Linked DNA regions of Mus musculus: all the other regions are linked to region 4. A link is a loop called in an ENCODE intact Hi-C map of the cell type or tissue named here. Cell type or tissue: left cerebral cortex. All regions are shown on one strand. Region 1 overlaps Sorcs3 (sortilin-related VPS10 domain containing receptor 3). Region 2 has its middle 950 kb from the start of Gm26629. Region 3 has its middle 700 kb from the start of Sorcs3. Region 4 holds the start of Sorcs3 (sortilin-related VPS10 domain containing receptor 3). Region 5 has its middle 1.1 Mb from the start of Sorcs3. Region 6 overlaps Cfap58 (cilia and flagella associated protein 58). Region 7 overlaps Sorcs3 (sortilin-related VPS10 domain containing receptor 3).

Evidence for each region. A loop is a pair of places that touch in the nucleus more often than their neighbours do. Peaks named below come from ENCODE experiments on the same cell type or tissue, not always from the same donor. Only the 100,000 strongest peaks of a DNase experiment are listed, where the experiment ranks them.
Region 1: it touches region 4 in a loop (5-fold over the local background); 11 of 42 quality-filtered maps call a loop at or near these places.
Region 2: it touches region 4 in a loop (2.8-fold over the local background); 3 of 42 quality-filtered maps call a loop at or near these places.
Region 3: a loop joins it to region 4, with 2.5 times the contacts of the local background. A loop is called at or near these places in 2 of 42 quality-filtered maps.
Region 5: a loop joins it to region 4, with 4 times the contacts of the local background. A loop is called at or near these places in 4 of 42 quality-filtered maps.
Region 6: a loop joins it to region 4, with 5 times the contacts of the local background. A loop is called at or near these places in 6 of 42 quality-filtered maps.
Region 7: a loop joins it to region 4, with 7 times the contacts of the local background. A loop is called at or near these places in 4 of 42 quality-filtered maps.

The regions. Positions count from the first base shown.
Region 1 is chr19:48,389,346-48,393,345 of GRCm38, reverse strand. All of the region lies in intron 1 of Sorcs3 (sortilin-related VPS10 domain containing receptor 3), which reads right to left. Among named protein-coding and RNA genes, the nearest start is that of Sorcs3, 190 kb to the right of the region's middle. In left cerebral cortex, a CTCF peak has its summit at 1,599 (motif pointing right); a DNase peak (open chromatin) is centred at 1,610.
Region 2 is chr19:49,727,533-49,731,532 of GRCm38, reverse strand. No RefSeq gene overlaps it. Among named protein-coding and RNA genes, the nearest start is that of Gm26629, 950 kb to the left of the region's middle. In left cerebral cortex, no CTCF peak of the experiment used is centred here; a DNase peak (open chromatin) is centred at 2,345.
Region 3 is chr19:48,906,328-48,910,327 of GRCm38, reverse strand. No RefSeq gene overlaps it. Among named protein-coding and RNA genes, the nearest start is that of Sorcs3, 700 kb to the right of the region's middle. In left cerebral cortex, a CTCF peak has its summit at 2,416; DNase peaks (open chromatin) are centred at 1,910 and 2,612.
Region 4 is chr19:48,202,467-48,206,466 of GRCm38, reverse strand. Sorcs3 (sortilin-related VPS10 domain containing receptor 3) reads right to left here and starts at 442. Exons shown (of 27, transcript NM_025696.3): 1 at 1-442. The coding sequence starts at 287. In left cerebral cortex, CTCF peaks have their summits at 978 and 2,363; DNase peaks (open chromatin) are centred at 1,254, 1,748, 2,358, 2,691 and 2 more places; H3K4me3 peaks cover 2,370 bases; H3K27ac peaks cover 2,255 bases.
Region 5 is chr19:49,263,189-49,267,188 of GRCm38, reverse strand. No RefSeq gene overlaps it. Among named protein-coding and RNA genes, the nearest start is that of Sorcs3, 1.1 Mb to the right of the region's middle. In left cerebral cortex, a CTCF peak has its summit at 2,366 (motif pointing right); a DNase peak (open chromatin) is centred at 2,356.
Region 6 is chr19:47,987,145-47,991,144 of GRCm38, reverse strand. It overlaps Cfap58 (cilia and flagella associated protein 58), which reads right to left. Exons shown (of 18, transcript NM_001163267.1): 15 at 2,576-2,680. Among named protein-coding and RNA genes, the nearest start is that of Cfap58, 51 kb to the right of the region's middle. In left cerebral cortex, a CTCF peak has its summit at 2,482; DNase peaks (open chromatin) are centred at 1,036 and 2,475.
Region 7 is chr19:48,365,276-48,369,275 of GRCm38, reverse strand. The region is part of intron 1 of Sorcs3 (sortilin-related VPS10 domain containing receptor 3); the gene reads right to left. Among named protein-coding and RNA genes, the nearest start is that of Sorcs3, 160 kb to the right of the region's middle. In left cerebral cortex, no CTCF peak of the experiment used is centred here; DNase peaks (open chromatin) are centred at 1,017, 1,816 and 2,091; H3K27ac peaks cover 1,025 bases.

The DNA.
Region 1 (4,000 bases), 190 kb before region 4:
ATCTACTGTCTTCATTTTCATGTCTGCTGATGCTCCCAGAGGCTCACGCAAGCCGCAGACAACACAACACCAGTAACAAATGTCACTGTCATTCTCCTTTCTCTCCATCATTCATCCATTCCTGTCTTCTGCTAGATCTGGCATGAGATAAAGTGACTAAAACAGCAACAGTTTCTACTGTCATTCAATTGAGAGCCCGCTTCACCGACCACCTTCCAGGATCATCTATACTGGAACTACGGAGCCAGCCCAGACCCTAGGCAAGGTTGCCAAAGAATTTTGAAGTGAGGGGCTTCCTAGCCTGTTCATACACCATACCCTGTATGAGACAAAATTCCCAGGCTCAGAAACTGTAGCCTCTTTGCATCTAAGAATCCTCTTAACTTTTCCCATGTTTAAATTCACTGTATCCCATTGTCCCATGCTTACTCTAGGGGAAGGGGCTTAAGGCTCTACCTAGAGTCTGACGGCCATGTTGGAGATGTCATCTGACGGACAGAGCAATGAATAGTGATACACCTTTTACTGGTGGAAGACAATCCGGATGCCAGAGTTGCTAAACACCTTTGTAAAATGCCCATTGCACCAGAGCCCAGTGGAAACACAGAAGACTGCAGGTCTGACTCATTGCCTTTACCTGGCCACTCTAGTCAGCTCAGCTCAGAAAGGCAGGCGGGAAGCCCCAGGGGATTCCTGTCCTCTGAAAGGATAATGCATAATCTGCAAATTCATAAATCACTGAGACACCCTCGCCTGTGAGCCCAGTCAGTGGAGTGAGAACATTTAATGCCTGTAAAATTTTACTCAGAAGGAAAATTACTTTAGTTCATTAAACCTTCCTGAAAGCTTGATTCCTTTAAATTCCTGTCCTCTTCTTCCCCTCCCTCCCATTCTCTTTCCTTTCTTCCTTCCTTTTATCTTTCCTCTATTCCTTTCTTTCTTCCTTCATGTCTTTCTATGTCTTCCCTTCCTTCTCAATTAAATGGGATAACTGCACCCCTTTAAAGAGCGCATCAGGATTCTGTATGCTTTCACACAGAATGTGCTGATCCATCCAGGTAATGAACATTTTCATCTCTTTACATTTCTTTGTATTTGGAGCCTTTTAACTAAAGGAACTATTGGCTCAGAACAAGAATGAGGTGCTCAGAAGTGAACAGACAGGACAGGCAGGGGCAGTGTCATGAATCTGTAATGATGAGTTACTCAGAAGGCTAAGATGGAGGATCACAAATTCAGGGTCAGCTTGGGCTTCTAGTGAGTACAGCACAACCTGGACAGATTAGTGAGGTCCTATCTTACAATAAAGAATTTTAAAGGGGTGACAAGGTCCACTGCTCATTGGAAGAACATTTCAAAAGCCCTTAATTCAGTTTATAATACCACAGGGGAATAGGGTGTAGTGTAAACTATACCACCCTGCCCTTGCCCCAACAAGAGAGTTCTTCTCTCCTTGCTAATTAGAACAGGGACCTGCTGGTTTTCTTTACCAAGAGCAATTAGCCATGGAATGCAAATGAGATGCTGAACATAAACTTCTTCAGGAATGCTTGCAAGCATGTACTTTAAGTCTCAGCATAACTGTATCTCAGCATCTCCTCCCACAAGGGGGAGCCTCAACCTCCAGGGAATAGAAACAAATCTTTATCCAGATCCCAAACTGACTTCACTGTACAAGATTGTCTTGGTTCTCACTTCAAGTGCAGAATGAAATAAATGGTGATGTTGCCTACCGTGAGTTTGGAATCTAGTCAGGAGGATAGATAACTAATTACCACAAAGAGATTGCAATGTCATCACTACAAAGATGATGTGTGACATTTTGAAAAACTGTGAGGCCCTCTGCCTAGTTCATTCAGGTGGTAACAATTGCTGGAACTTAATAGAAAACCTCCATGTGATGCTTGGATCATTCTTCATCATATACACTGCAAAAGGAACGCTGAGATTTCTGAAATGCACCACAGTCCACTGGCACCCCCATTTCTAGGCTACATCATTTGTCAGTCCTTCATTAACCCACTCCATATGGGATTCAGCAAAGAAGAAATTGAGGCATCTTCTTTGCCCTCAGGAAGTTTATATTCTAACTGAGAAGATAAGTAAGCAGCAAATGACAGCAGTCAGAAAGTAAAGACTACCAAGAAAGAGGAAGGATCGTGCAAGCAAGGCACACGACACTGGTGACATACGGAATGGTCCTGAAGGCACAAAGCAGCAAAAGCAAATAGAAGTCCAGACAAGAGTTTGATAGCAAACTGGCATTTTCTTAAACTTCTCAATGAGGTAAGAGATGATGCTACTGATGTGTATCCCTGATGATAAACACTACAGACAGATAAATAAGTCAGTGCAAAGGTCCTGAGGCAGGAGGCTGCTCGGAAGATTCAAGGATGATTACAGAAGCTGGGGAGGTGCAAGGAATAGTCCTATGGGATGAGTTCAACAAAGGAACAGGAGGTCGAGTTCTCATTGAACCTACGGAACCACTACAAGGACTTTAGTTCTTACTCTAAGTCAAACCAGAAGATACTAGAAATATAAAGTGGAGATTTAAATTCTAATGTGATGTTCTAGCTGCTGTGCAAAAAGACAGTGGGGGAAACAAAGGTGAATTTGGAGCCAAGCGTAACCACCCAGGTGGAACACGATGTGGGCTGAGCCTTAGAAACGGCACGGAGGGAAGGGAACGAACGAGGAGAGGCTGGGTCAGAATATACTTGAGGACAAAGCCAAAAAATCTTCACTGAGAACTGGATTAACAAGGTATAATTAAGAGAGTTTAGCCAAAGAAAACATCAGCATCTGAGCTTGAGACACTGGAAGCAGGGAACTGCTGTGTAAGATGAGGACCCTAGGAGACTTGGAAGGAAAGATCAGGTTAGCATTGAGCAGTACCTTCGAGATGCTCTAGAGATGCTGCAAAGAAAAAAAAAAAAGAAAAAAAAGAAAAAAAATCACACATTAAGCTGGATGTCTGAGTTTAGAGCTCAGTGTGGCCAGGCTGGCCTGAAAACATCACTTGGAGATGTCAGGGATCATCAGACAGTGTTAAGAAAGATGAGATCAGACTCAGGCATGGATATTGACAATATGAGGCTTCAAAGTTGAAATAATTCAGCAAGATAACCACTCTTGACTGAACTCTCAAATTGGCCCAGGGTGTCTGCATCTTAGGGGAACACAACGGTGTTTACTGTAAGAAGACTCTTAGAAACCAGGTACACAGATGCCTTTTTGCTGAAGCCACGTTGTATGTGTCTGTGACCCCTCTGACTGTCTGGAGGGAGCTGTAAGAAACAGTCATTGGGATGCAGACAGAAAAGGCTTTGCCTCAGCTGATGTACCTCTTCACCAAAAGGGAAGATTATACAACTGCTGAACTCCAACTTGCCAACCCAAGAACCAACTGAGCCCAACTTCCATGTAGCACCCAATGACAGGCTGTCTACAGATCATGCCTCCTAAACCAGAGAGGCAGCAACAGCTCATGGGAACTGCTTTCCCTCCTACGTCAACTGTAGCAGAACTGAAACTTTTCATCCCCAATGCTCTTCCCACTGTCATGGTGCCCCACATAGCATGGCTTCCAACAAGGAGCTCATGGCACCACAGAGGAGTCTGTGGAGTTTGCTGGCAATACCTAGACCTGACCACTAGAAGGCCTGATGCCAAGGTTTGAAGGTTTCTGAAGACACAGTGGCAACACAGCCAGGAGCCCAAACCTGCATGAGATTATGATGTTAATCCTCTTAGAGGTTTGAAAATCAAGAGTCAAGAACAGGGTTACTGATCTCATCATTAGCACTACTAGCCATCATACAATATTTTCTTCATGCCCCCCCCAAACTCTAAGCTTTGTTGGTAGAAGACATCACCATGAGACAAAGCATCTATTGCATCATACTGGAGATTGCAGTCTTTATCCATCTGTCTCATCTCCCGCTACTCAGAGGCAAAGAAGAGGTTACCGACTAGCCGGGTGATCTGTTCCTGTTAC
Region 2 (4,000 bases), 1.5 Mb before region 4:
ATATACTGCCACCCCAACCATATATTATAATAGTTATTATTCCAAATGTTATAGGTCATTAAATAGCCTTGAGAAAGGAAAGAGGTATGAATTTATAGCTTGCCACATTATCAGTCCTTCTTCTTTTTCTTATCTTCCTTTGTTCTTATGGGTTCAAATTACACATATTTTATTTTCATACTTCAGCACAGCTTTCCCACCAGCTCTCAACTATGTGCTGTTATTGTGAAGTATATTAATATCAAGTTTCTGAGTTTCATATGCTGAAGGTAAATAATGCAATTTTATACATATTGTATTACATAATTACTTTTTAATCAAGAGGAGAAATGGAATGAATGTGTATTAATATTACCTTATAATTACCTAATTACCTTTACCAGTGCTCACAATTTTTCAAATAAATTGAAGCCAATGTCTGGATCCCTTGATTTCAACCCAAAGAAATTACTTTAGTATTTCTTGCAAGATTGGCCTGGTAGCAATGAATTCTCATTATTTGTCACATGAGACTACATTCATTGCACCTTTCAGTTTGCATGAATAGTTACTATGTACAATATTCTTGGTTGGTATAATCTCTATTTACAAAATTTTTTACTCTATCACATATCAGTTTAAATAACATCACCAGTTTATGATTTTTTCTGAGTTGTACTTCTTATATATCAGCATGCATTGTGCAGGAATCATATTTTGAATTTGAAATTTTGCTGTTCAGAAAGAACAACCATTATAAAAGGTGATTGTCACATTACATACACGGAGCAGTGGCAGTGATCCCCAGCTCTTTGCCTCATGGCCATGAGAGTAAACATCCCAAATATGCATGGACTTGTTGCTAAGCTACAGGGTTTGCCAGGTGATGTGAATTAAGTGCATTTTAAACTTAGAGTATTTTCCATTTACTCTCAGTTCATCAGAACTCCATTTAATCATAAATCAAGGAATATCTACAGATTATTGAGTTTCCTTGATTAATTTTATAAATCAGTGGTTGAACTTTTCACTCCTAAATTTCCATCTGGGTCTAATTGAATTTAATCTCTATCTCTTTACAATTATTTTTTTCTGTTTGATGAAATATTGTCACCATGGCTTCTTTTTATAGATTTAAGTCAAGTTCTTGTTAGCTAGCTAAATGTCTCTCTATAATGAATGCTTTGAACTTTTATTCACTCTCAAATCTGACATGTGATGTCTCTCATAGGCAGATTTTTTTTTTGTCTCCTTATTAGTCTTGTATGTAAGGGACAAATTCCTGATTTTTATTCCTCATTCGTCCTAAGTTTTCATCCAAGTCAGCACTGCAGGTAAAGTATTGTAGAAATCCATCCTTTTTACCCTTTGAAACCTGTGCCTTATGAGTTGATTTGATGTCTTGTCTGAACTCATTGAGGAAACGTGTTCTCCCTAGTGTGAGGCTGCTGATAGTATGCCTCAGGATGTGTAGCTCAAGCTTTCAGGATTGTCTGCTTCTGTTGCTACATCCAACTGTTAGTAGCTATTAATTGGAACACTATTATTTTATTTTTCTTTAAATAGAACCCTGAAAAATAATGTGTCATATATGGTCCTCCCCTCCCCTCCCCTCCTCTCTCCACTCCCCTCCCCTCTCCCCTTCCCTCTCCCATCCACTCCACTCCCCTCCCCCCTCCCGTCCCCTCCCCTCCCGTCCCCTCCCGTCCAGTCCCCTCCCCTCCCCTCCCCTCCCCTCCCCTCCCCTCCCCTCCCCTCCCCTCCTCTCCTCTCCTCTCCTCTCCTCTCCTCTCCTCTCCTCTCCTCTCCTCTTTTCCTTTTTGTATTGGAAGTCAGATCAGCAGCTGTCTTCTATCATCAGGAACTCTTCCTCTTGAACTATGAGCCAACATAAATTCTTCCATATGTCTCTTTTGGTCATGGAGAGTAATTAATGTATGCAAGAAGTATCATAATTACATGGAGGGTTGCTTTATAAATTAATTATTGATCCCTCCCCATAATCTGTTTTTTTTTAAACCTCATCTTTAGAATGTTTTCTGAGACTGATAATAGTCTCACTTGAATACTTCAGTTGGAAACTTGCTACTAGATTTTATATCTCCGTCCTGAAGTTCAGGCTACATTTTCAAATTTATCTTTTAGATAACAAGGTTTTGTTCTTGAACTATGTCTGGTTTACCATTATCATTGTCTGTGTTTTAAGTTTCAATTTCTACAAATTTTAGAAATTGAATTTCTGTTAAATCTGCCATTTGTCTTTGACTTGTGTGGTTTTTATCTTTGGATCCTTGCTTACATTATTTTAGCACACTTCTATTTTAATTCCTCTTTCAGAACACCCAAGCACATCAAGCTCTTGGATGGCAAATTTTTCCATGTGGTTTAGCATGATCACCAGTGGGCTCACTTCCCTGTGTGTTTTGTCATTGTTCCTCTTTTTTTTTTTATCTTTGTATAAAATTATCCTTGGAAAAAGTATTTGTCCATAGGAGTTTTGTATGTTCTGCGTTAGAATGACTTCTTTATAATAATGGAATCTGGATTATTATATTTGCTAAGAGCTTCAACTTCAGCTTATTTCAATAAGACCTTACCACATAATTCATACACAAAATGCAACTTGATGTAAGTGTACAGAATTTATTGTTCATATGAATTATTATAATTTTATGCTCCCTTTCCTGGAAAAATAGCAAATGAAAAGTTTACTAGACCTCTTTTTACTGAATAGAGGGTATATGTGTGTACATGGTACATATGTTTGTGTGTGTAACTGTGTGTGCATGAGTGTATATGAATCTATATCGTTATATGTATACATATGTGCATATATGTGCATGCCTTTGTGTGTGGATGAGTATATCTTTTATTATTTACTTACTATGGGAAGTCATGTTTTTAAAGCCAAAGTACCACATAAATCATGCTAAACTGCATTGCTAGAGTACTTTCTTATTGGATTGCTGACCCTTCTCAGAATTCTCTGGTTTTGTTGTCTTGAGATTTTCTTGCTATTGTCTTTTAAATAGGGAATTAATTAACACTAAAGTTACACTTATTAATTTTGTGTATGAAATATTAGGAAGTATGTATAATCTAAGGATACTAACTCATGAAAATATGTGTGACAGGAAAATGAAATCACAAAATGGTTAAGAACATAACATTAATCAATATATAAACTTATGGTATGTTTGTGTATTATATTTGCATATAAAATATATATACATATAATAGATTTACATGTGTATGATACATATGCACACATATAGGATTACATAATTAGATGGTATTGTTACTATTTCAGAAATAAATGCCCTGTACTTGAACTCTATGTATTTTAGTTATATTAACTCTTCTCTATTTACTTGTATTTTTATTAGAAATATAATCAACTCCAAATTTTTCTCTTTCCTGAAGGCCAAACAAGAATTGACTTGTGTATTAATTTTAAGGTACAATGGGATTGACATACAATTATCTGAGAAGTTCGGGCTCTGGTGCCAATATGATGGACAGTTTCCCATTTCTCCAACAACACTTTGTACACTGGCAATTGGTACCCATGCTGCTTTATTTAATGATATATTTTGGCATAAGGTAGGTATTCAATAAATCACTGTTGTAAAATTACATGATCCTATTTTGTTAACCCTAAACCAAGGACTTGGCTGTGGTTTCTAGAATCAGCAGATAACTTACCTTCCACATATCTGTGTATAGGAAAATTCTTAGCCCTTGAATCTTTCCTCCTAACCGAAACCCAGATGTTAAAATCTACTTCCTCTAGGAATTAGAGGGATCTCACTCTGTAGGACTGTGGTTATCTGTGAAATTTACCACCACTAAAACATTTATTTACTGAGATTTATATGCATTATAGTTCAGCAAATGACTTGCACATTAAAATTAATAAATATCCCATTGTTTAAGTGTCAAGTAGTTAGATAATTGTTTTAACAAACCCATAAAAAGGTGAATTTTATGCACAGAGATTGATTAATTTGCTAATTACTGA
Region 3 (4,000 bases), 700 kb before region 4:
ATTAAATTTAAACAAGTGAAGCAATGCTTCAAGATTCTGAAGGAAGACTTGTGGATGAAATAGACCATCGTATCTGGTGACATCACCAATCAAGTATTATCACAAATAAAGTTGTTAGAAGTTCAAAGCTTCATGATCCCCTCCCATACATAACCCTGAGGAACTCTCTTCAGTGTGTTTTTCTTTTTTAAATGGATATAAAGCAAGAAAAGAAAAAAATACTTCTTTCAGGAAGCGCAGAGAAATGCAAAGAAGTAAACAAAAGTACCCATAGGTCATGTTTGAACTTCAGAGTTCTACAAGGCCATAGGAGAGATACAGGGTGAGGGGACTAGACAGCCTCTTCAAAGGAAAAGGCAAATTATCTAAGCTTCTAGAAAAAAAATTGTGTTCTAAAGGATTCTGCATTTATTTTTGTTCAGTTTAGATGGAAGGTGAAAACTAAGTAAACTTTTATATAAAGGCCATTAACTCAAAAGTGGTGCCTCCAAGAAGCATCACCATAATACTCTTCTCTAGAATGATGCCTGAGTCGTCACTGAATGTCACCATACATATGAACACAAATCGCTCTATTCATGTACAAAAGCATGCGCCAGTGTATAAACTCCAACCAAAATTGTATTACAATGGTAAGATAATTATAATCCTGCAAGTGTGGAAAGGACAGAAGTAGGCAGGAAGAACTGAGGTACAATGCAAAAGTGGTACGTCATTCCTCATCACTCTATGGTGCAGAGCAATCACCATAAACTCACAGCCTCAAATAGGAGCTTTCATTCTGTTCCCTCTTCCTTAATGGTCCCTGAGCCTTAGGGTGGGAAAATATATTATGTACATAAATATGTGTGCGTGTGTGTACACCTATAAATGCACATTTATATATACAAGCAAACACACATTCTATGCCTGAATATAGACTCTGTGGCTAAACAGTTACACTCACTTTTTCTCAACATGTTGAACTGTTCTGAGCCTCTGGATTATTCATTACAGACTCAAATAAGCAGCGTCTCTAATGAAGGTTTGAAGTAGCACAAATCTATGAATGTAACTGGTCCATTCTTAATTTTTGCTTTCATTGTTTCTCCCAGTAATGAAAAGTTTGAGATGCCAAAAAATAGATTTCCCTCACTTCTCCCCAAAATCATTCAATGATAAATTCTTGATTCCAGAAAGTGTTTACAAAAATTACCCAACCAAAACTGGAATTCTTTAGTGACTTATTTTCACCATCACCCTGTAGAGACATATTTCCTATGGGGGTCCCTAGCTACAAGGAAAAATTAGAAATTGTACAACTAAAGTACAGCTTGTAGGCTTTGCTTGGGATGGTTTATTAGGTAAAGGTGCTTTGTGTTAAATCTGAATTTCATCCTTTGGATCCATAAAGACAAAGGAGAGAACTGATTCCCACAACTTGCCATCTGATATACACATGCCATGCCATGGCAGACACACACACACACACACACACACACACACACACACACACACACACAGACCTGTGCATGTACATGCACAGACAGAGTAAAATAAAAATCACTTAAAGCATTGTAGTCTGGGCTCAGCCAGACTTCAGTGCTAGCAATATGGTCTATGTGCTAGGTAGGTACTATGTTCCCTAACCCAAGCATAGGATAATATTTTCATGGGATTTCTATTTTGATTTTATATTAGTGTTCTGTAAGAAAGGATTTAAACTGATGCAAAAATAGAACAGTTTGTATCTACCATTCAATTCTATCTCTCTACCCTTGCCTATTGATTCTTAAGTTAATCACTTTAAATCTTTGTTACTTCATCCTAGAGCTTAAATTATTCTAATTGCACCCATGCAGTGTAGCCATGACTGCTGGGAAGGAACAGTCACACAGAACTGAGGACAGTGCCAGGAACATCTGTTCCCACTCCAAGCAAATGCACATTGTTATGTTCATGTCACCTCTGTCCTCAGTGAAATTATCTGGTGTGAATAAAGAATACTAATAAGTGTGTAGAGGAGATGTTTATTGCCAGGTCTATTCAAAGCATGTAGTATGTAGTAGGTACTTAGTAAATATTTTGAACATATGGGTAATGCTTCATTTACTATATTCTTTAACTACCAGGTTGAATGTTAGTTCATTTTAAAATGCTAGTATTTTAAAAGTGAAAACATTCAAATCCATGAATGTGTTTTGGTTTATTAATAGTCGCTGTGATTTTTTTTAAGTTGACTTTATTTTTAAAATGGATCCCTTTCTTTGCAGTTGATTCATTGTTTTAATATTCTCGACCATTGGGATGTTTAGATTAGTGACTTATCAATAAATGTTTTTATTAAAAATATATTATTGTTCAAACCAAAAATAAATCACACTGAATGCATGCTACATTCTTTGGTGATGATGAAATTCAAAGAAAGATTTTTTCCTGGGTCTCACCAGTAGGTGGAATATTTTCACACACATCTACCGACTAAAGTGTCACTTGTTTCTAAATAAATTCTCAGTTTACATTTTGAAAAGAATATGCCCATCTATCATTCTTCTGAGACTTGTGTAGGAAGATGCAAAAGTCAGCAAGATCCACCCCTGGCAGCCATGATTTAGAACATATTGCAACAATCAAATTTGACATTGTTAACAATCTATCTGGCTCAACCTTAATTCTGATATACTGACAAGCGAAAATCCAACGGTGCATAAACACGGCAGCAGACTAATGCTTCAAATGCTCGAGGAAGCCTCTTTCCTGAGCATTTCAGCTTCACTCTGCAGCCCAGCTCCCTGGCAGAATAATCTCTTTCCCAGGCTTTCAGCTTTGCTTCCTTATTATGGTGCAAGACCAAATCAGGAGTTAAAAGGATTAAAATTGATCAATGTGTCTGTGTATTTGTACATATCTAAGCTTACACTTTTCTTCTGTCAAAACATTTCTAGTAAAAAAAAATCTCAGTGATGTAGATCATATTAAATTATGAATTATGTTTCAAATGCTACTTTTGATTTATAGATACAAAATTACATCCAAATTAATCTTCCACCATGTCTCTTGAAGTTTTCTGCATAGTAGAATAAACTATTGAGTGCAAAAGTACTGACAGTGGGAGTGAACTTCATTCCTTTTTTTGTTCTTTTTTCTTTTTCTTTTCTTTTTTTTTTTTTGGTTATTTTGTTTATTTACATTTCAAATGTTATCCCCCTTCCTGGTTTCCCCTCCAAAACATCCCCCATTCCACCCCTCTCCCCTGCCTTCACAAGGGTGCTCCCCTACCCACCCTACCACCCTATCATTCCCCTACACTGGGGCATCTAGCCTTCACAGGATTCAGAGCTTCCCCTCCCATTGATGTTAGACAAGGCCAACCTCTGCTACATATGCATGGAGCTGTGGGTCCCTCCATGTGTACTCTTTGATTGGTGGTTTAGTCCCTGAGAGCTCTGTGGGTCTAACTGGTTGATATTGTTGTTCTTCCTATGGGCTTGCAAACCCCTTCAGCTCCTTCAGTCCTTCCCCTAACTCCTCCACTGGGGTCCCCTTGCTCAGTCCGATGTTTGGCTGCAAGAATCTGACAGAGCCTCTCAGGAGATATCCATATCAGGCTCCTGTCAGCAAGCACTTTTCAGCATCAGCAAGTGTTGGGGTTTGGTGACTGCAAAAGTACTGATAGTGAGGGTGAACTTGATTCCCATTAAATTATTGAGTAGAAAATGATCACTCGTCCTTTCAGAAGAATCCTTCCAAGCTAGGTCTAATGGTCTGTTAACTTCAAGACTAAAATGGATAACCAAGGACTGATCCAGGGTGAACAGGTTCATCAAGGAGCTGGTGAGAGATGCTAAGTCTTAGGTTGTTTGCTGGACACAGTTTCTGAATCTGATCCAACCTATTATTTTTCAATCTTTAATATCTTTGCATAAACTAATGGCTCTTATCAAAATGTGCAGTCTAATTCAGTTGTCTAGATATGTGGCCTCAGACTCTGGACTTCTAACAATCTGTCTAGGATTCCATG
Region 4 (4,000 bases):
CCGCGGCTCGCCTGGGATAGTGGCTCTAGCCTGGACCGGCGTCTCGGTGCAGCGGCTCTCCGTGCAGATGCCAGCTCCTCAGGCCACCGGTTCTCCGCTGCCCGTGGCAAGAGAGGAGGCAACACTGGTGGTCGTGAAGCCGGGGACACCAGGCGCCCCGGACCTCCTGTCGCGCCCCAAGTGATCTCGGCGCCGGCCAGGACCCATGTTGACAAGAGCAGCAGCCCAGTCCGGGCGAGGGGTGCCCCGGGCCAGCCTGCGGGGCGCTCAGTGCCTGCCGCCTCCATCCCGCTGCGGCTACCACGGCTCGGGCTGCCGAGTGTGTGGCGCCCGCCGAGGTGCGGGTCCGATGGAGGGGGGGTGGGGGGTGCTGGAGGGATGCGCGCGCCGGCAAGCAAGCTAGCGAGTGTGTCAGGGGAATGAGGAGGGGGCGGCCGGGAAGGAGGTGGTTCGCCTGTCCCTTACACTCTTCCCCTCTGGATCGCTTGCTCCCAGGTCCAGAGGGTGATTCCAAAACCCAAAGGCAGTTTATTAAATGCTCTCTCGATGCTCTGGCCGGTTTGATGCTGTTGTTAAAATGCCCCCCCTCCCAATCTTTTCCACCGACCTCTTTTAAAAAATTTGTGAAAAGGAGTGTTCAGAGGGAATAGGGAAATCCTCTTAAAATGGGCAACGCTAGCTGGATCTTGGAGGAGGGGGGGGGGGGGCTCACAGCAGACCCTTATCCGGAGTCTTTCGGAAATCCAACCACCAGCCAGCCAGCTTCGGGCGCGGAGTTGGGAAGCCGCTCCTGGCTGCGTTTGGGGATTCACTCTTCGGTCTGTTCTTGGGAGCGGGAGACGGCGTGCGGGAAGTATAGGGTCTCCGGGAGGAGAAGGAGGAGTAAATTATCTCCACTGCCAACTGTTCTCGATCTGGAGACCAGGGCCAGGCGGGAGCTACCGCTCTGAAGCCAAGCGCGGGATGGACCCACGACTCTGCTCTGGGCTCCCCGCCCCCGGAGGCCTGCGCCCCCTCCCGGTGCGGGGGCGCGGGGAGTGCGTGCGTGCGCGTGCGTGCGCGCAGGCGAGAGAGGGAGAGAGGGAGACCAGGGTGTTCCAGGGCTGGAGGGAGGGCGCCTGGGGGGTCGGTACCTGGTTGAGCTGGGGGGGGGGGGTGTTGCTGGGTGTGCGGGGGCGCGCGGCTCCCTGCGTGCGCGTTTACACTGGCTTGTGTGAGTGAGAGCGGCGGGGCGGGGCGGGGCGGAGTGCGAGGTGCGCTCCGGCCGTGGGTGCTCGAGAATCACGCATAGGCTGTTTGCACATCCAGAAGCCTGTGAGTGGTCAGAGGCAATGTGGAGAACAAGGGTAGCACCCCTCTTCATGAGGCACGGTCCTCCAGCACCTGTGGGCGTCATCAGATTAAGCCGCCTGGAGGTCTGGAAAGCGAGCCTGAAAGCCGCCGGGCAAAGCAAAGGCTGATATTCTGGGGACCCTACACTAGATGTGGGAGGACAGTAGTAGATCCAGGTCCTGTTTTCCTGCCAGGGACTGCTAGGTCTTGCCCTTCTGACCCCCAGACGCGCTTTTGAGCAGGGCCACTTGTTTCAAAGTGTCTGCCACTATTTGGAAGGTCCCCTGCCCAAAGCAGCAAGCATTTATCAGGTCCCCTGTCCCCCGTGGCAGGAGGGTATGCGCGCCTGATGCGACTGGGACTCTTCCAGACCTCAGGAAGACAGAGACTTTGGTGAGGTGGAGAGAGGGGTGCTAAGCTTGAGGGCTGGCTGGAGACGTGGCTTACAACCTTTAGGACAGGTGGCCTCCAGGAAACACCGGAAAAGGATGGGGGAGGGGGGAGTGCCAAGGCTAAACGAGGAACATAGCCTCCAAGTTGTTCCTTCCCCTTAGGAATTAGAAGAGATTCTTTGTAGAAGGTGAAAGCTGGCGATGGAAGAGGAATTGTGGTTGGAGGTGTGAGCAAACAAAGAGGGGAAATGGAAGAGGGGAGGGGAGAGGATGATGCGAAAGAAGAGTAGGAACTCTGAGAACACCCTGGGAAAGATCAGGTGTGCTGCGATGCGAAGGAGCGGGGTTCTGGGCCTGAAGGATGCAAGCCAGGGATTCCCGGGAGCCCTCGCCTTTTGAACTTGCTTTCCCACCAAAGCTAAAATGAAAATTGGGAGCGGAGAAGATGGCTAGGCTGGACAAAGAAGACAAGGGTAATTCCCACCAAGAATGAAATGAACTTGGCATTCGTGGATTTTTTTCCAGACGCGGGTCAGCGCGTTGATGCAGGGGTGAAAAGTTGCAAAGCTACGGATCCAGGTGGGCGCTGGAGCCAGTGCTGGGAGAGAATAAGCTATCTGCTGGTGCCCAGCGCCCCTACCGGAGAAGGCGGGGAGCTGCAACCGCAACCTAGTGAGGTTTACCCCCCTGATCCGTTTCTAAGCAGGGTGCTAGGATTTAAGAGATCTGGTATGTCCGTTCACTTCTGGATACAAGGCTCTTACAGCCTCCCAAGTCTCCCCACAAGGGAGGAGCTGACCAATTTCCTCGCCGCCGCCTCTATGCGCACCCCCACCCCCACCCCCACTCCCCCGCGCGGGCACACACACACACACACACACACACACACACACACACACAAGGAAAGCAATCCGCGAACCTCTAAGTGAGTTTGCCTTTCTCATCAGGAACATCTACCCTTGTGATTCCCAAGAGAGATCTTCCAGGCTGACTCAGCAGCTAAAATGTTGAAGGCAGAGGTATATAGATGCTTTTCATAGGGGTGACAGTTTCTAACGTGACAAAGCCTCTCCCAATAGTTTTTCTCTTGTTCGCTAACATGTTAGGACACACCCCACCCTCCACCCCGAGACTACCTTTAATCGCATTCGATTAGCTTCTCCTGTCACTGATGATAAGTAAGTACGTTATAAAGAAAATATGTTTGTTTTGGCTCACAGTTCTAGAAACAGTGGAGATCAAAACTGGGCAGCCTCATATGCTGAGGTACCCATGCCTGTCACTGCATGAAGGATGCCATCACGGTTAGGAGTGCATGTGAGTGACACAGAAGAGGTCACCGGCTTCACGACAACCCATGATCTCAAGTATTAATCTAGTTCTTGCAAGATCTGGAACTCTCTCAAAGCTGTGTTCGTCATAAGGCTACTAGTCCCACTGCCCCAACTTTATTCTTGTAGGGAGCTAAGTCTTTCTACGAGAATTGACAGGAAGAACCACGTGGCACATGCATCAAGACCCACCAGCACCCTGGCACATCTCAGTAATGCAAACACATGCCATGAAACCTTAACGCTTAGACCTAACACTGGTCAGGTCCAACTAAAAAGGCTTCACCTGATCTCTCTTGTTCGCTCCCAGAATCAAACACAGTGGTGATTCTGACATGGAGCATCACTTGTCCAAGAGTTGAGGTAGCCGCCTATCATTTCCTGATCTTCAAGTTTTTCCTTCTTGGAGCCAGCCAGAACAATGCAGCAACAAGATATGAGCCTCGTGGGTAACTGTAGTGAAATTAATTTTACATTTTTACGCTGTCGAATTTGTCAAACACCTACATTTCCACTAATGACCAAAATCAAAATTGTTAAAATATTTTAACATGTTTTGTACCAAGTCTTCACAATAAAATATTTTACTCTTATAGACGATTTGGATGTAGGCTACCATATTTGAATGTTTAATTACCATAAGTAACTGGTGGCTACTCTTTTTTAAACACCATAGCTTCAGATACAACTTGTTAATTCATGTGGAAGATGATGTTATAAATTGATCCCCAAATTTTTCAGTGATCAATCATTATACACTCTTAGAATGGATTCAAAGTTGTGTGTACTGTCCCACCATCATGGCCCTTCTAACTGTGTCCCATAAGTCTACAATGTACCTTCTGCTATGGTTTTACTCGAGTTTTTTTGTCTGCCCCAAGTCCCATAGTATCTAACACCATATCCATTATCATGATAATCATGTCAGCATCTTCACCAAATCCT
Region 5 (4,000 bases), 1.1 Mb before region 4:
AGAAAGTTACAAAATATCTTACTTGGGTGCTGGGGACTGATCTCAGGTCCTCTGGATAAGCTTCAAGAGTCCTTAAGCACTGAGCCAACTCTCCAGCCCCCAATGAAATTTTTCTCTCTATAATACCACCTATTAATATTCTTCTAAGTAACATACTAAAGATCTACTCTCACAATACAATAGCTTGAAGAATGAAGACTATTTAAAGTGATATTAATGGATGTTTTGTGCACTGTATATTCAATGCTGATTTCTGTGCCAGCAGAGAACTGGCTGAAATTTGGGCTTTTGATGATGATGATGATGATGATGATGAAGAAGAAGTATTTCATGACTTAAAGTTCTGGTTCTGTAAACATTGTTCTCCATCACTCTGAGACCTCAGAGCCACAGTTGAGGACTAGTGCTAGTTAGACCACTGTAGGTTAAATAAAAGCTGAACAGACAAGAGATGGATAGGAGAGGAAAAGGCAAGACTTCTGGATCCAGACAAAGAGAAGGAGAGGGAAAGAGGGAGAGGGAGAGGGAAAGAGGGAGAGGGAGAGGGAAAGAGGGAGAAGGAAAGAGGGAGAGGGAAAGAGGGAGAAGGAAAGAGGGAGAGGGAGAGGGAGAGGGGGAGGGAGAGGGGGAGGGGGAGCAGTAGGGGGAGCAGGAGGAAGAGGGGGAGGGAAAGAGGGAGAGGGGGGAGGGGAGAGGGGGGAGGGGAGAGGGGGAGAGGGAGAGAGGGAGAGGGGAGGGGGAGAGAGGGAGAGGGAGAAAGAGAGGGAGGGAAAGAGGGAGTGGGTGGGAACAGGGGTCATCACTACTGTGGTGCAGATGAAGAAGATGATTCCAGGCAAGACTAACGGGGCAGATAATAGGCCACACAGCAGAGAATCTGCCCAGCTTCAGTGCCCAAATGTTATTATTACTTCAATAAGTCTCTGGGTCATTATTCAGAACTGGAATGGGCATAGAAAAGACAATGTCTACACACTTTGTTGTTGTTGTTGTTGTTGTTGTTGTTGTTGTTGTTGTTTTGAAGTAATTCATATAAGGTATGTTTCAAGTTGTTATCTGGATATGGAGGAATGGATGCAGGGTGGTGTCAGGGTTCTAGTTTAGTCAGAAGAAAGAGAGAGAAAACAAATGTGTGTCTACCATGTTGAAGACTTACTAACATCAGGGCATTATATAAAACATATATGACTTCCTTTGTTCTTACTAATTGCTCAGATAAGCTATGTGAAATTTAGAAACAGGGAAAATAACTTCTCCTGGAACATGATTTTATCAAGTGATTGAGATGAGGGTGTCCATTGTTGACTTATGTCTACAAAAAAGGGATGCAGATAAAATATAAGAACACTTGATCACCCAGTATCTATGATCTTTCCACATACACTGCCCACTGATCCCCATAGGAGGAATGAAATTATCAGATAAACATTCCATTCTCCTGATTCAAATGTTGTTCACCCCTTTGTCTCTGCCATGTTCATTACAGTAACCATCCAATGCCTTCCTGAAAGGTTGCCTTTGACAGGTAGCATGAAAATGAATGATACACGAAGCTCAGTTTCAAAGAATGGGAGGCAGGGAGATTCTTTGGCATTTTGGTATACTTAAAAACATGGTTCCCAACCTAAGAAAATCTCATCCAAAAAGAGTTTATATAAGAATGCCTCTGTGTTAACTGAGCATGTATTTAACAGTAGTCTCCAACATCTAAAATAATGTTTATGATTTGACTTCAGTGATGCCTGCTATGACCTCTCGCCCATGATACTGTAAGTAATTCCTTCCCCAAGACTTATAAGCAACCCCTCACCAACCCCCTCACCTATGTGTCTCAGAGTAATCTCTCCTCACTGCTCCTATAACAGAACACTCAACCATGCTACTGGAAGTAACTCCAATTCAACTCATTGGTTCTCCAAGAAATATTGGTTAAAATCATTTCTTTCACATGTCATCTTCTTTATCTGAGGTTAATAGGCTTACACCCAACAGCAAATGTGATTCTGCACATGGCATACATGGTCCAGACCTAACAGCTTAATAGTTCATTATTGAAGTTCTGGACCTACACAACCTCATTATCTAATGATAGATGCATTTATCTGTGGAGTGTATGTGTAAATAACAATATTTTTATTATAAACATGGTCTTAGATGCATCACCAAATCTTCAAAATAGGTAAAGGTGGTGAAACTCACTGAAAAATTGGATCCATAATGTGTAGATGCCTGAGCCAATGAAGCATCCTATAGATCAGAATGCACGTGGGGCTCTGAGCTAAAATAGCACATGATTAAGAGCTATCAAAGTATGAAAAATGTTTATGCTTAAATTAAACACAATAAATCTGGGAAAATACACCCAGCAGAGGGGGCTGTAGGCTTAAGAGTTCTATGTGCCACAATATGCAAATTGTATAAATCTTACAATTCCATTTATTGATATAAAACAAGTACTTATTATAGAAAAAGTATAAACTATAACTATGTATCAAGCATGTCTTTCTCTCCCTCCCCCCTCTATATGTGTGTGTGTGTGTGTGTGTGTGTTTGACAGTGTGTGTGTATGTGTGTACAATATATTCATCTACTATGTATAATTTACACTCATTAAACTATAATTAGACTTTGAATTAGAGCATTGATTTGAAGAGTAGAAGGAAGGATATTTAATTTCAAGAATAGATATGAAGCAAAAAATGGATGAAAAAATATAAAGCAAAACCACATGAAAATATGAAGAAATATTTGATCTACTTAATCCAAAAGCTTAAATGATTCTAAAATTTTATATGAAGCTCAAAATTATAGAATGAATGAATGAGTCGCCAAGGCTCTCACAGTAAGGATAAAGTTCACTCTGTACTTGGCTATGGACGTGGTAAAGCAGAAGCTAACATCCATATGGACTTCAAAAGTCTGGAGCTACTCAATGCTGTTTTTGTTTTTTGGTTTTTTTGGTTTTTTTTTCTCAAAATAACTAAAGCCAAAAACTAGTGATCAAGGCTTCAAATAAACCAGGAGGCAATGGAGACATAAGCATGAGGAGATTGCCAAGGGACTGAGAAGAGTTCCAAAAGAAAGCTTATTTGTAGTCAAGCAGATTGATTAGTTGTAACAAGCAACTTTTCTGATCTATATACAATGGAGTCATTAATCTCAGTTCTCCAAAGACATGAAAAACAAAGTGTTAAGTGCAGCTCTTAGAGAAGTCATTGACAGTTACACAATGAGGAGCTGTCCTTGCCTCTGTCAGGACAGCCCAGGAATCAGCAGCAGAGTCCACAAGGGTGGGGCTTGGAGACACAAGGGTGGGGCTTGGAGACAGGCCACCCTACAATAAAGAAACCTGAGACTCCAGAAGGGCGCAAGGAGACCTCAGAGCCACAGTTAAGGACTAGCTCTAGTGGGACTACTGTCAGGGCTCCTAAAGAGATTTGTGAGGTTTCAGCCATTTTCCACTGTAGGAAAGAATTTTAAAATTCTGCAATTTTTGGTGGTGAAACCTCCAAACACATTCCAATCATCCTAAGTACTATGATTTGCACTTTTAAAAAATAAAATAAAATAAAACAAACTCTTCTCCTGTCCACATCTAACCAAAACAAATCACACAAATTTTTATATATATATAATTATGTGAAATGGGTTCCTGGGTTGCCAGCTTTCTGCAAACTACTTTCCACAGGTGAAGTGCTTATTTCAAACTATTTTCATTTTTTTTATATAATAAAAAAACCAAATGAAAATTTTTGCAATGACCTTTTCATTTGCCTTTAAAAGATTTTCCTGATTTGGTCAATTGATAACATGAGTAGCTCAGTGTACAATTCAATGTCCCTGTTTTCTTTGGGATAATATCCACTCTGTTAATGTTCCAAAGATAACGTATTTTATTATGGCCTTTAAATAAATAGCCAGTATTTGACAATATAAATGTACATTCTCACAGGCCTTCAATCCCTTAAATCTATGCAGCAGAGGAACTTCACTTAAACAT
Region 6 (4,000 bases), 220 kb after region 4:
TTCTAACCCCAGGGATCAGTTAATTCTACAAGATCGCTTATGCTCAAAGCCAGTATTGGATTCTAAAGAGTATATCTACTGCAGTCCTCAGTGAAAAGGAAAAGATCCGAAGGAACGTTTAACCCAGATATGCATGGAATCTGAAGCCCTTCAGAGTCCACTTTCATCCTCCTGAGAGGAGAAGTGGGGATCCTTCTGACTTCTTCTCCATGGAGGAGTAATTCTTAAAGAAGACAAGCTCTGCAACTAAATAGAAGCACCGTGCGTAGCAAGACCCGTGGGGAGCAACCCAAGTGTTACTTAAAACATACTTCATGGGCTCAGATGCTTGTATTAGAAAATGAAGGGGCTGTGGGTAGTTCAGTGACAGGATTCTTTTCTCAGATACGCACGGTTCAGTCCTCAACACCGAGAAAGAAAGGAGGTGAAACGAAAAGAGAGGAGAGAGAAGAAGAGAGAGAAGAAGAAGGGAGGGGAGGGGGGAGGGGAAGGGGGAGGGGAGGGGGAGGGGGAGGGGGGAGGGGGAGGGGGGAGGGGAAGGGGGAGGGGAGAGGAGGGGAGGGGGAGGGGAGGGGAGGGGGAGGGGAGGGGAGGGGAGAAGAACAGGAAAACCCAAAGCGTGAGAAGGAAAGAAATAACAAAGATAAATGCCTGGAGCTGGAGAGATTGCTCAGTAGTTAGAAACACCTACTGCTCTTGCAGAGGACCAAGGGTTGGTTCCCAGCTGCCACGTCAGGGGGCTAACAGCTGCCTGTAACTCCAGTTCTGGGGGATCAGAGCCTTCTGGTCCCCACAGGTTCCTGAACTCATGTGGTGCACATAAATACACACAGGTACACACGTATACACATTTTCTTAGTTATGGCACCAAATACAATATAGGACAAACTCTCTAAAAAATACAAAATAAATGATTTTTTAAAAACTGAGTTTTGATACAACATAAGGTTTGATTCTCTTTATATTTTACAAAGTGGCACCAGTACCAAAATAGCACCAGTGACAAGAGAGTGAGGCCAACCCACACTTATGGGTTCTGCGAGCTCGAGTCCCAGGCCTTCGCTCCCAGCTGCCTGGCCTTGGGATGGCGCACTATAATGACATTTTAAAATCACATTTCACACTCGGGTGAGTCCCTAGTGCCTGTGCTCTAACTGGCTACCTTTGCAAGACCCACCAGGTTAGGTAAGTCCCCTTAATGAGGAGTGACAATGCTATCTCTGCTTTATAGAAAGAGAAACCAATGTTTGAAAAAAAAAAAAAAAGTCTGTGATTCTCCCCCAACTATTGAACCATCAACTATTGATGACGAGTGCTTCCTCACTCCAAAACCTGCCTTCCTGCCATCCTGCTCATCTCTGAGAGAGGAGGAAAATGCAATGCCTACTACAGGCGGGGATGTCTGCGTTGCTCTGTGGTACACTGTCCAGCCATCATTAGGGAAAACATGTCTAAGGTCAAACACAGAGTAGAAGAGGGGGGGTAAGGCTCCTCTTGCACATGAGTGGAAGTTCCTACCCCCACTAATGGTCACCCAATAGTTAATGTGGCAGGCTGTGGAATAGATACGTCCTGTGGACTGAGTGAAATGCTGAGGTCTTTCAATGCCTCCAACCATGAATTTTCATGCGTTCCATTGTTGTCTTTAACGTAGACTGAGAACCTCAGGTGCAGAGAACTCAGAATCAAATAGCTGCAAGCCAGCCGAAGCAGAAAGCCAATTCAGGCCACCTGGTGCCAGCCTGGCCTCCTTCTTGAATTCCCAGGCCCCAGCTACAGCAGTGACTGATTAAATGGCGGGATTTGCTTCCCAGAGTTCTCAAAGCTAGCATGGGGAGATGATAGCTCAGTGGGTAAGATCTCTTCCCACCCAAGTGTGAGGACCTAGGTTTGACTCCTCGGTACCCATGTAAAACCCAGGCAAGGCTATGCATGCCTGCAACCCGGCACTGGGAGGGTTAAAGTGAGCTGATACTGGGGGCTTATAGGCCAGCTGGTCTAGTCAGAGAGGCTCGATTAAGATTTACTGAGAAAACCTGCTTGTGGAGACTATGATGGGTGCCTATAAGATGCCCAGCATCCGCCTCTAGCCTTCCCATGACTGTGCCCTCGTGTGCCCATACCTCATCTCAGTGCCTACCCACCCCCACATCCTCAAACACGTCTCTCCATTTCGCTCCCACAGATCCTCCCGTGGACAGATCATGAGTGCACTATACGAAAGCTGTTTTCAAGATTGAAATCACAGCACTTCACAGCACATGAAGATAGGGAGAAAAGCAGTTAAAATAATTTGACAAATAGAACCGTAGGAAAAGTGAGGGGAAGAAAAAAAAAAAAAGTTCACGTTACCCGACTGCGGTAAGTCTAGCCTTGAACTTAATTTCCTGGGATTCTTGAAATATCGGTGATCGCAGAGTAAAAGAACAATTCGTTAGGCTGTTTGTTCTCCGTGTGTGAGTCGCTGTTGCCATCTACAGTTTAAGACGGGGCTTGCAACACTACAAGTCACCAATTCTAAGGCTCCTGGAGACCGCCATGCTTGCCCGGGGAGCCCAGGCCCAGAGACTGTTACCTGAAGAAGCAGCTCTTTTTCCACCACCTCTTCCGTCTTGCTGATGAGTCGCTTCTGCAGGGTGTGGATTTTCTGGATCAGCTCGAAGGTGCTAGGGTCGCTGGCCTGTCCCAGGAGAACAGCGGGAAGATAGCATCAGTTTCAAAGCACCATGGTCCGTGTGCAAATAATGATTCTTTGATTCAAATGCCTTTCCCGCATGAAGACCTAGTACATAGAGAATTAAATCCAAAGAGAAGAGGCATAGCAAACGACACAGCCACAAAGCTCCCCAGGGCAGACCACTGTCTCCCACAGTCGTCACCGCAGCTCTGATTCACTGATGGAAAGTGAGCGTGTTTGTTCCATCAGAAAGAACGGTCCTAGTCATCATGCAACCATGCGTGATGCTTGGTGCTTTCCGTGTGATATCACATTTTACATCACATGACAGCAGTGAGACCACGTCAGCCTTCCCCTTTTACAGACAGGAGAACCCGGGAGCCGAGAAGCCAATTGCAATGGCTGGGGAGAGTCTAAGCTGGATTGGAGATGTGCCCTGCTGCCAAGGCTGTGGTTTTCATTATGGTTCTCTGGGCTTTCCCTCCCATCTCCAGTTTCCATAGGAATAGCTTCCTGAATCCACTCAGCCTTGGAATGCCCCTCTAGTCATTGTCAACCGGAAGGTTCAACACAGCATACCACGGGGAAGGGTTCCACGGTGGGGCATCTGCGAACAGGAGGTAGGAGAGCAGGGCTATGGTGGTTAGCAATGAAATGGAACCACCAACCTGAATAGCTCTAATGTTCCTTCAGTAGCTGTGTGCACTCTACTCAGAGAAGAGCTACGGGTGTAAGTGGATCGTTTGTCCTCCGGACTTGGAGCCAAAGCTTTGCTTTCAGCCACATTGACACTTTGAGTTAATCTAGCAACTGGATACTTTCAACTACCTCCTTCATTTAAAAAAAAAAATAGAAATCGACAAGGAGTTGGAAATTTCCAAGATCTACGTGCTAGCATATGGGATAAAGTCATGTGATGGAAAGCAGGTGCAAGACTTTCACTCCACCTCCCAGGTAGATGCACGTTAGCACCAGGTTAGGAAGCTGTACCACTCTGGGCACAGAAGAGGAACAAAGAGGCTATTTCCATGGCTCCAACTCTGCTTACACAGCACCAGCTGATGCCCGTATAGCTGGGCAGGATTTGGCACGAATTCACTTGGCAGCCCTGGGTGTTGTTAAAATTCAGGCCTTGTGTTTACACAACTTTAAATGCATTATCTTTAATAGTTTCTTCATTAAAAGTAAATAAAAATGAAATCCTATTTGGGTGGTTTTCCACTTTTACCCTGAACTTTCTTGTGCTATAGACTTATATATCTCAGCGTTGTAATTGGTCAGTTACCCAGTCTCTTTCTGATACCCATGATGCTATGTACAACT
Region 7 (4,000 bases), 160 kb before region 4:
CCACTTGCCTGAGACATTTTTATTCCTCCCAAGGTACTACCATTCTATAAATATTTACTGAATAAATAAATGAGTAGCGGAATGAACCAATACTTGCTGGGAAATGTTTCCACCACGCCAGGCACGGGAAAATTTCGGAGTCCAAAACAATACAAAAGACAAGGTTATAAGTGTCGCGTCTCCTCTCTGCAAAAGCAATTTCTCAATATCAGAAATCTCTAGGAAATGTTTTCAGCCTCTGGCGTGAAGCTTTCAGTGCTGTGGTGAATCCAGAGGAAATAATCAGATAATCATGACGATGTCGTGAAGCCCAGGAAGGTCACAGGGCATTGCCCGCAGCAGCAAACTCTCAGGAATGACACAAACGGCCACAATAGAAGAGTGAGTGACACCAAGATGCTCCAATATCAGGACATTAAAATTAGGCTTTTGTATATATACATGATATTGAGTATAATGCATAATTGTGTAATATGAAGTTAACTGTAAAGACAACTTATAAAACAATATGCTAACAAGGGTTTAGAATACATATTTTATATATATATATTGAATAATGAAACGCATATTTAAAATGTGTGTGTGTGTGTGTGTGTGTATGTGGTGTTTGTGTAAGTATTAACCTAAGTTTACAAATCAGACTACATGCAAGTTGGTACCCTGGTCAGTGGATGCTAGGTCATTTCTTTTCCTTCACTGTTTCCAGATTTTCAATTTCCTTCACTAGGTATTCCCACTTCTATAATGACAAAAAAAAAAGTTATAAAAATAGAGTTGAAAGCCCTTTATTTCTGCTAAAAAAAAAAAAAAAAAAAAAAAAAAAAAAAAAAAAAACTCCTAACCTTTATTTCATCTCTAGATGATTCAGTGGTGGCTAAATTTTCATGCTGGGGATGTGGCATATGGCTCCGCTTAAAGGAGAACGTGCTTGCTGTCGGAAGCATGTTCAGAAATACTCCATCCCACTGGAGGGTGACACATGCCAGGCAGAGCTCCAGGAAGCAGCCCCTGCCCCGGGGGCTGAGGCTTCCTCCTGTTACATCAGGAGAACGAACGTCAACGTCAAATAAAGGATGATGGGCAGGGTCTCTGGCTCAGAGTGATCAGTCTTCACTGCTAAAAGGCTACACGATTTCCCCTAACCTCAAACAGGGGGAGGGATGTGTCATTCATGTCTGCGTCCCTAGCAACTCATCTCTCTGTGAACGGCATGAGCAGCCTTCTCGTCGTTGCATAAGAGAAAAATCTAGAAACTCTCCCCGAGCTTTCTTTGTTTTACCCCTAGAGCTCCGGTTTGCCAACTACCTTACTGATTTCTCTGACTTCATCACCAAGTTGGCTTTAATGTTCATTGGCTTCTATCTTCACTGTTCCTTTTGGCTCCTATAAAGCGCTATTGTCTCTTCCATGTTATATGTGCACTAGGTATGCATCTAATGTATACACCACTAGCACACCTTTTTACACCCCCCCCTTCTCCATTTTACTGTTTGCGAGATAATTTGAAAGCATATCTCCACATTCCGATCCCCTACAGCAGTTCACAGTACATAGAGTACATGGTAAGTAAATATTTGGTGGGTGAATAAATAAATAGAGGGCGGGGCCATCATTAGGTCCTCTGCACGCTCACAGAAGCAGGGATACATCCTAGATAAGGAAGAAAGAGCTTCCTCAGTTTCCAAAGCTCTCTTGGTGCAAAATCTACTAGTACTCACTGGGGAAAAAAAATGCCATCACTTCCCCTCCCAGACTCCATCCCAGTCCAAAGCCAGGTGCCTGTCTTCCTGCCAGGAGCGTCCACAGCTAGCTGCAAATATTCCACTCAGTTTTCCCAGCCCATAACCTTAGCTATAGTGTTTACTACTGTGAACACCATCAGATACATTTAAATATGCTGTAAAGGTCAGACAATTGAAGCATTCCCCTTTTTTAGAATCCATTTCACATCGTGGCAGAGCTGAGGCTCCCGGCACCCTCTCAAGCTCGGCTCTGAAGGTAAATTATGAAGCTTTTTTTCTCTGCTGTAAGGACAACTTCATCATGTATCGTATTCTATGGGATAATGGCTGTAAACCCATCTGTTACAGGCGCGAGCAGCAAGTGCTGAAAGCCACAGTTGAATCTTAACTTCGGAGCCATCACCCTCAATTTCAAAAAAAAAAAAAAATCAGCTGTTAAAAGCAGCCTCACGTTTCAAAAAGTTAGGAGAAAATGATCAGGGGAAGGCATCTAGCCAGCAAATGCAGAAGCCCAGCGACCAAGCTGAGAATATCTGAAAGTGGAACGTGCGGCTTTAAAGCCCCTACTCCATTCTACTTCCGCCAGTCTTCCCTGGTGAGGAACATTTCCCCATTGCCCTGATGTACTGGTTGCTGATTCTTTTGAACGCAATGGTTCGTATGTTTCTTGAAGAAAGTGATGAAATGAAGGAACTTCGCTCCTAAGTAAACACACTACAGACGTCACATAAAAATCTTCCACTTAACATTGGCGGTGGGGAACATTGCAGACCACCAACACATCTCCAAGAACAAAGACACACACACACACACACACACACACACACACACACACACCCCAAAGACCTGTTTTATATTGTCCTTTGACTGAGAGTCTTAACCTAGTCACTTGGAACTATGTGGTCTTCGGACATGCATTGAGTCTCTCTGTGCTGCTGTTAGCTAGGATGGAAACTAAAGGTTTCTAACAAAAATAGTTAGACAGTGGCAACTATGTATTTATCTAAAACTTTTACAGCATCTTTCTCAACACTGCGCACTGTTCTTTTTGGGTTCTACAATGTAGGTTTGAGTGATCTATGGGGATGAAAATAGGATCTCAGAGACAGAGTTGGGAAATAAATAAGACTGAGATTTACCCAAAGAAGAAGAGAATTGGAAAGCAAAGAAAGAAAAGAGTGTATGGACAGCGAACAGAGAACCTGAACGCAAGAGGGGAGGAAAGCCCTGTGCACAGTTAGAGTAGTAGGCCTGAAGAAGTGAATGCACACAGTGTAGCTGTTAATTATACTGTCCCCTTTCTTCCCCCTGATCTCAAATCCCACCCTGCAGAAGAAAGTCATAGTGACAGGCATCCATCCTAAAGTTTTCATAGACTCTGCTGTGCATGCTCAGCTGCTCCATTTTGCCCTACTATCTCCCAAGGGAAACCTTGACTCCCATCTCCAACTCCAACTCTGTAAGGCAGACTCTATCCAGCTCTATTTACAAGGCCCTCCACATTCTTCAAGCCCTTCTAAGCAGCATGGGAAATTTTTGAGATTTCCTGACTATTCTTAGCGCTTTCTCACATTGGATGCCCTATGGTCTCCCTTTCCAAATAAACCAAGCCATGAAATATGGCTCCTCCTTCACGAAATTATGCCTAATCCTTCAGCCGGGATTGTTCTGTGTTCTCGGGGCAGGATGTTCCCATCTCTCCTAGGACATCCTACCAGTGCTTTGTGCATAGGTCACTTAACCCTATCAAGGCAGGCAGCAGAAGCATGGGCCACGACTCACATGTTTGACTCAGCATCCTGCTACTCACTAGATGAGACCAGGTCCTTGGAAACTCAGTTTGCTTTAGAGAGGACTTAGAGCAACACTAGGCTTGATCTCTTCCACTTGTCTCCTGGCAACCATACTGTCATGAATGAATGAGAGACACCCTCGGGTATCTGGAGATGGTTCTTTTTCAAGTCTTTAGATACCTCATACACAAACAAACCCATCTCCAATCTTCTCAAGAGAAATCAAGTCAGTCTGTCCTATTCATAGAATTTCTATCCACTCCAGTTTCCTGAACAGTCTCCACTCTCTAAACATCATCACCCCACCTGCATTGGCTCTGTTGACTTCAGAAGATAGAGCATCATCTTTAATAGGATATGCAGTAAGGATCCCTCTTCTATGACACAGCTCAGCAGACAGAAATGACAAAACGTGAAGGCTCATTGCTAACGAGGCAACAGTGGATAGCTCACTTCATTAAGGCC